Linked DNA regions of Homo sapiens: region 2 is linked to region 1. Evidence: chromatin loops called from intact Hi-C (ENCODE). Cell type or tissue: endothelial cell of umbilical vein. All regions are shown on one strand.

What was found. Peaks named below come from ENCODE experiments on the same cell type or tissue, not always from the same donor. Only the 100,000 strongest peaks of a DNase experiment are listed, where the experiment ranks them.
Region 2: it touches region 1 in a loop (15-fold over the local background); 10 of 110 quality-filtered maps call a loop at or near these places.

What each region holds. Positions count from the first base shown.
Region 1 is chr11:36,055,299-36,057,798 of GRCh38, reverse strand. The region is part of intron 2 of LDLRAD3 (low density lipoprotein receptor class A domain containing 3); the gene reads right to left. Among named protein-coding and RNA genes, the nearest start is that of MIR3973, 46 kb to the right of the region's middle. In endothelial cell of umbilical vein, a CTCF peak has its summit at 1,247 (motif pointing right); a DNase peak (open chromatin) is centred at 1,278; H3K27ac peaks cover 808 bases.
Region 2 is chr11:36,486,515-36,489,014 of GRCh38, reverse strand. It overlaps TRAF6 (TNF receptor associated factor 6), which reads left to right. Exons shown (of 7, transcript NM_004620.4): 7 at 1-2,500. Among named protein-coding and RNA genes, the nearest start is that of TRAF6, 23 kb to the left of the region's middle. In endothelial cell of umbilical vein, no CTCF peak of the experiment used is centred here; a DNase peak (open chromatin) is centred at 1,204; H3K27ac peaks cover 1,554 bases.

The DNA.
Region 1 (2,500 bases):
AAATAAAAATATCTGAGGATCACTAGTTTATGGAAATAAATGAGCAAGGGAAAATGTATTAGATGGAAAGGTCAGAATTCATTTCCAGGCAACTGACGATCCAGGGAGGAAGACCAAGAAGGTAGAAGGGCAGCCAAGAGATAGTGGGCAGAATCTCAGCAAACAAAGGAGAGAAGACGAAGAGGCAGTCTGCAGTGTCCAGTACCGCTTCAAGGCCAAGTAATAGCGTATTTCAACATTTGCTGGATCTGACAACTAAGAGATTCTTGGAGCAAAACATTACTGTGGAGGATGCAAAAGCCAGGTGCAGAGGGCCAAGGAGTCACACACTGGCTACAACAAAGGAGAAGGAACAAGAGCCAGTGGGACACTAGCTTGAGGAAGAGTTTGGGGCCAAGGGACAGACGAAAGATGAGGAGGTAAAGAAGTAATTACTGCGAGGAATTCACAAACTTGAGTGTAGATTAGGCTCCCCCGGCGAAACAGGATACAAGTGGGCTTCTGGCCCCATCCCAAACCCAATAATCAATGTTTCCCAAGTTGGCCTCAATCCACCAGGGACCCTGACGATCACAGGAACCACTGAGTGAGGCGGCGTTTCTCATAGTGTGGTTCCTGGGACACTGGCAGTTTCCTGAGTCTATCCTAGGCCTCCTGATTGAGAATATCCCAGAAAGGTCCTGGGAAGCTGCTTACTGAAGACTCCAGGTCATTCTGATACAGCCAGCTTAGCTCCCTGAAAATCATAAACTCTAGACCCTTGTGGCTCAAAGTGTAGACCTCAGACCAGTGCATCAACAGTCACCTGGGGGGTTGTTTGAAATTCAATCAGCCTTACCCCACATACCTACTGAGCCAGACTCTGCATTTTACCAAGACCCCCATGCCTTTTGAATGCATATAAAGTTTGAAAAGCTCTGGACTGCAATACAGGGAGGATTTGGGGAGTGAAGGGAGAGGTATCGTGTACCCTCCTGCCAGACATATTTAGTGGAGAGTGCCCTGAGAATGCTTGCTGCTAATTTTAACAGGAGATAGCAAAGTGTTCCTCAAAGAAATCTCCTTCAAGGTTCTGATGCTTCAAGCCACTGCTGCACCCTTCAGGGCTGAGGAGCTAAGTCAATCATGATTTCAGACATTTAAAATGCAATATCTTTTTGCGGCAATGGGAAAGTATTGCACTTTATGCATTCCGAGAGCTCCAAGTGAATCCTGAAAACCTCCTCCATACAGACCTGCCGTGGTGTGCACTTACCCACAGGGGGCAGCACAGCAGAGTGGTTCAGTGGCTCAACTCAAGCCAGAATGTCTGCTTTCAAAACTTGGCTAGGCCACCCAAGTGCCTCAGCCAGTTACTTAACTTCTCTAAGCCTCAACTCTCCAACTGTATAATGGGGATACTAGCAGAACTTAGGTGATGTGAGGACTGAATGAGATCATCCATGCAGAGCATTGGGCACAGTGCCTATTATATAAAATTCAGTTGCTGTTTAAAGGCAGGCTGTCAGCCAGGTGCGGTGGCTCACACCTGTAAACCCAGCACTTTGGGAGGCCGCGGCGGGTGGATCACAAAGTCAGGAGTTCGAGACCAGCCTGACCAACATGGTGAAACCCTGTCTCTACTAAAAATACAAAATTAGCCGGGCGTAGTGGCGCATGACTGTAATCTCAGCTACTCAGGAGGCTGAGGCAGGAGAATTGCTTGAACCTGGGAGGCAGAGGCTGCAGTGAGCTGAGATCATGCCACTGCACTCCGGCCTGGGTGACAGAGCAAGACTCTTGTCTCAAAAAAAAAAAAAAAAAAAAAAGGGCAAGCTGTCTGACCCCAGAACCCCTACACTACATGCTCACTTAGAGTCTCTACCATTTTGCATAACCTTAAAGCTACCCAAACTCATTCCTACATGTGCAGGTCCACCTGCAAGAAAAACATTCTGTATTTTCACAAGGAAGAGAACATTCCATTGAAAATTACAGAGGTCTGTAGTTGTAAGGGTGCTTGAAGGTAACATAACAGAACCACTTTATAGATGAGAAAACTACGGCTGAGAAAAGCGAGAGTGCTCACCCACAGCAAGAGTTCATTCTTTGCACCAAAGTATACTAACTAGGAAGACCACAGGCAAGTGTCTTTTAGCGCTGTGGTTTCTACCCTGCACACGGGCACTGTGGCTGCACAGGCAATGGCTGAACCAGGGAAGACTGGCCCTTCTGGGCCGATAGTGCCATCTGCCAGTCCCCCAGGCTGTGCTAAGCAGTGGGAGTGCCCCTAGCACCATGGAATTAAATGGAGAAGCCAGTGAGGCTGCCAGGAACCCTCTGTTTCTGAACATGAAAGCCCTTCATTAGCTTCTGCCTCTGGTTTTAAATCCAAGCAAAATATCTGGATACCATGGCTTGAACTGATGATAATAGGCATCTATGCAAGGGCTGAGAGAGAAAGAGAGGGAGGGATAACACTCTCCAAGAGTTCATACCCCTTGGGACCCAAATCAAAAAG
Region 2 (2,500 bases), 430 kb before region 1:
TCTTCATTTGTTTAATGCTTACAAGACAGGAGATGCACACATACAATCAGCAACATAAAAATTAAAAGTGACCCAAGTAGTCAGCGCATGTGGCATCTCATTGGTGGTGACAGAAGCTATGTGAGCCAGAAGTTTTCAGCTCTTTTGAATACCCTCTGGTTTATTTCGATTAAAAAGAACAAAATTGATTTCCTAAAATCAGAATTTTTTAAAACTTGGGAGATGATTGGAGATACCTAGGAGGTCACCAAACTAGGATTAGAAGTCACAGTGGTTGTATCACAACTTAGCTTGAGTATGTTGCTGTAGCCTAACAACTGCAGGTTCTGAGAAGGATCCTGTAGAATCCTGGAAGTAACCAGATTTTCCTAATAGGGAGATGATTTTTTTGTGTGCCATCATGTATTTGTTAAAGGCCTATATATAGATATAAAATATCGTGGAATCTAGTTCTCAGGGAGACCCGCAACTAGTATAAGCTTATAAAGGATCTAAAGATCCATCCACCATTTAAAGTTGTCTGGTAATGAGAGATGACATTGTATCCCCCAGAGAGGCCAAATCAGAGTCGCCAGCCAGCGTTCTAGATCAGCCTTAATTTCAAGAGAAAGCCAAGGACCTCATCTGCAGGGGAGTGTGGTTTTCAGCCCCAGCGAGTGTCACTTTGAACTTTCCCTTTGCTTTTTTCTCTCTTCTCCCTCCCCACCCACCCTTAGGCTCCTGATCTGGTGAGTTTGTTATGGAGTGAAAATAAAAGTCAAGCAGAGACCTTGTTTCCCGTGCCACCATTAGTACCACAAGCTCATGGCTAGTTACCACATTACTTCCTGGCAGTTTGTGTCCCTCAGCTGTGCCTTCCAACCAGCGCCTGAGAATCACTGCATACCACCCTCTAGGTAGGGAAACCTACACTGCTGCTGTTCCTGTGATTATTTTACAATGAATAAATAATTGTCAAGTTCCATTTAAAAACTGAACAGTAGTATTTTTGTATTTGCGTAGAAAAAGCCTGAAGGAAATATACTAAACTTTTTGTTGGCTTATTTTCCTTTGCGCTTGCTTATATTTTTTACATTTTCTACAATAAATGTGTACTTTTATCGGAGAAAAAAATTAAATGTTGCCACAAAACATTTAATCTCCACGCCCCCAGCTCAAAAAAGGAAATGATATTTAAAAGCTTCCTGGTCAGATTTCTATTAAAAGCACTGGCTGTGCATTAGATACAAAGAGGAGTCATTTCCTGCCTTGGTGATACTATTTTTTTCTACTAACTCAAGAGTCTTTATTAAAAAAAAAAGTTGTTTTGCCTAATTTCAGCTTTTAGCAAGCTTCCCATCTGTAAAATGATTTGGACCAGATATTTCTAGAGTCCCCTCCAGCCATAACATTCTGTCTCAAATTAAGTTCCAACCAGCAGAACAATGACAATACTTAGGAAAGTATTTTGCCAGTATAAAATGTCTTTAACTTACTCTTTGCTGACACTGATACTTTCCTCTAATTTAGTGTCTATCAGCTGGGTCACATCTTAAGTAAAATGAGCAATTTTAACCCCCAACATTTGGCATTTTGTCATAAACCAGCCAGTTATTTTATGCTGGTCATTCATCTTGACTACAAAGTAGAATAGTCAAGCTGTCATTCCAAATAGAAAACTTTTTACTTCAATCAGAATTAAGCCTTAACCTGGAAAGTTGGTTTCTTCCTTACATTTTCCCAATCTCCTACTCTATTCTTAAACATGCTAGTTTCACTCAGTTGGGTATACAAGCCTTTGGGCTTTATGTTGTATGTTACTAACCACCTTTTACCATATTTATCTTTTGGCATCATTCTGGGACATTGCTAAATTAAAAAAGAAATTGTTTCCACTTTTTTCTGGAGATGTTCAACTAAAGGTTGTTTTGTTTTGTTTTTTGTTTTGAGACAGTCTCACCCTGACGCTCAGGCTGGAGTGCAGTGGTGCAACCTCGGCTCACTGCAACCTCCACCTCCCGGGCTCAAGCCATTCTCCTGCCTCAGCCTCCCAAGCAGCTGGGATTACAGGCACCCGCCACCACGCCCAGCTAATTTTTTTGTATTTTGAGTAGAGACCGGGTTTCACCATATTGGCCAGTCTCGTCTGGAACTCCTGACCTCAGATGATCCGCCCGCCTCAGCCTCCCAAAGTGCTGGGATTACAGGCATGAGCCACCACGCCCAGCGTCCAACCCACTGTTGGATGAAACTTGCTGCACGTCATACATTTTGCTGTTGGCAAACAAGTCTGAATGTTGATTTGAAGTTTGGTAGTTTATTACTATCTATTGGCAGCAAAGACTGTTTATTGGTATACTACAATATGATTTAACTTTTATTTTGGGGATAAATAGTAGAAAAAAGTGAAACAGAATGAAGGCAGGTGTTTTTTATTCTAATGATGGAATAATACAGAGATACTGGACGATCTCTAGCAGTTAATTATTGTGACCCATATAAAATTATACAGGTCACAGTA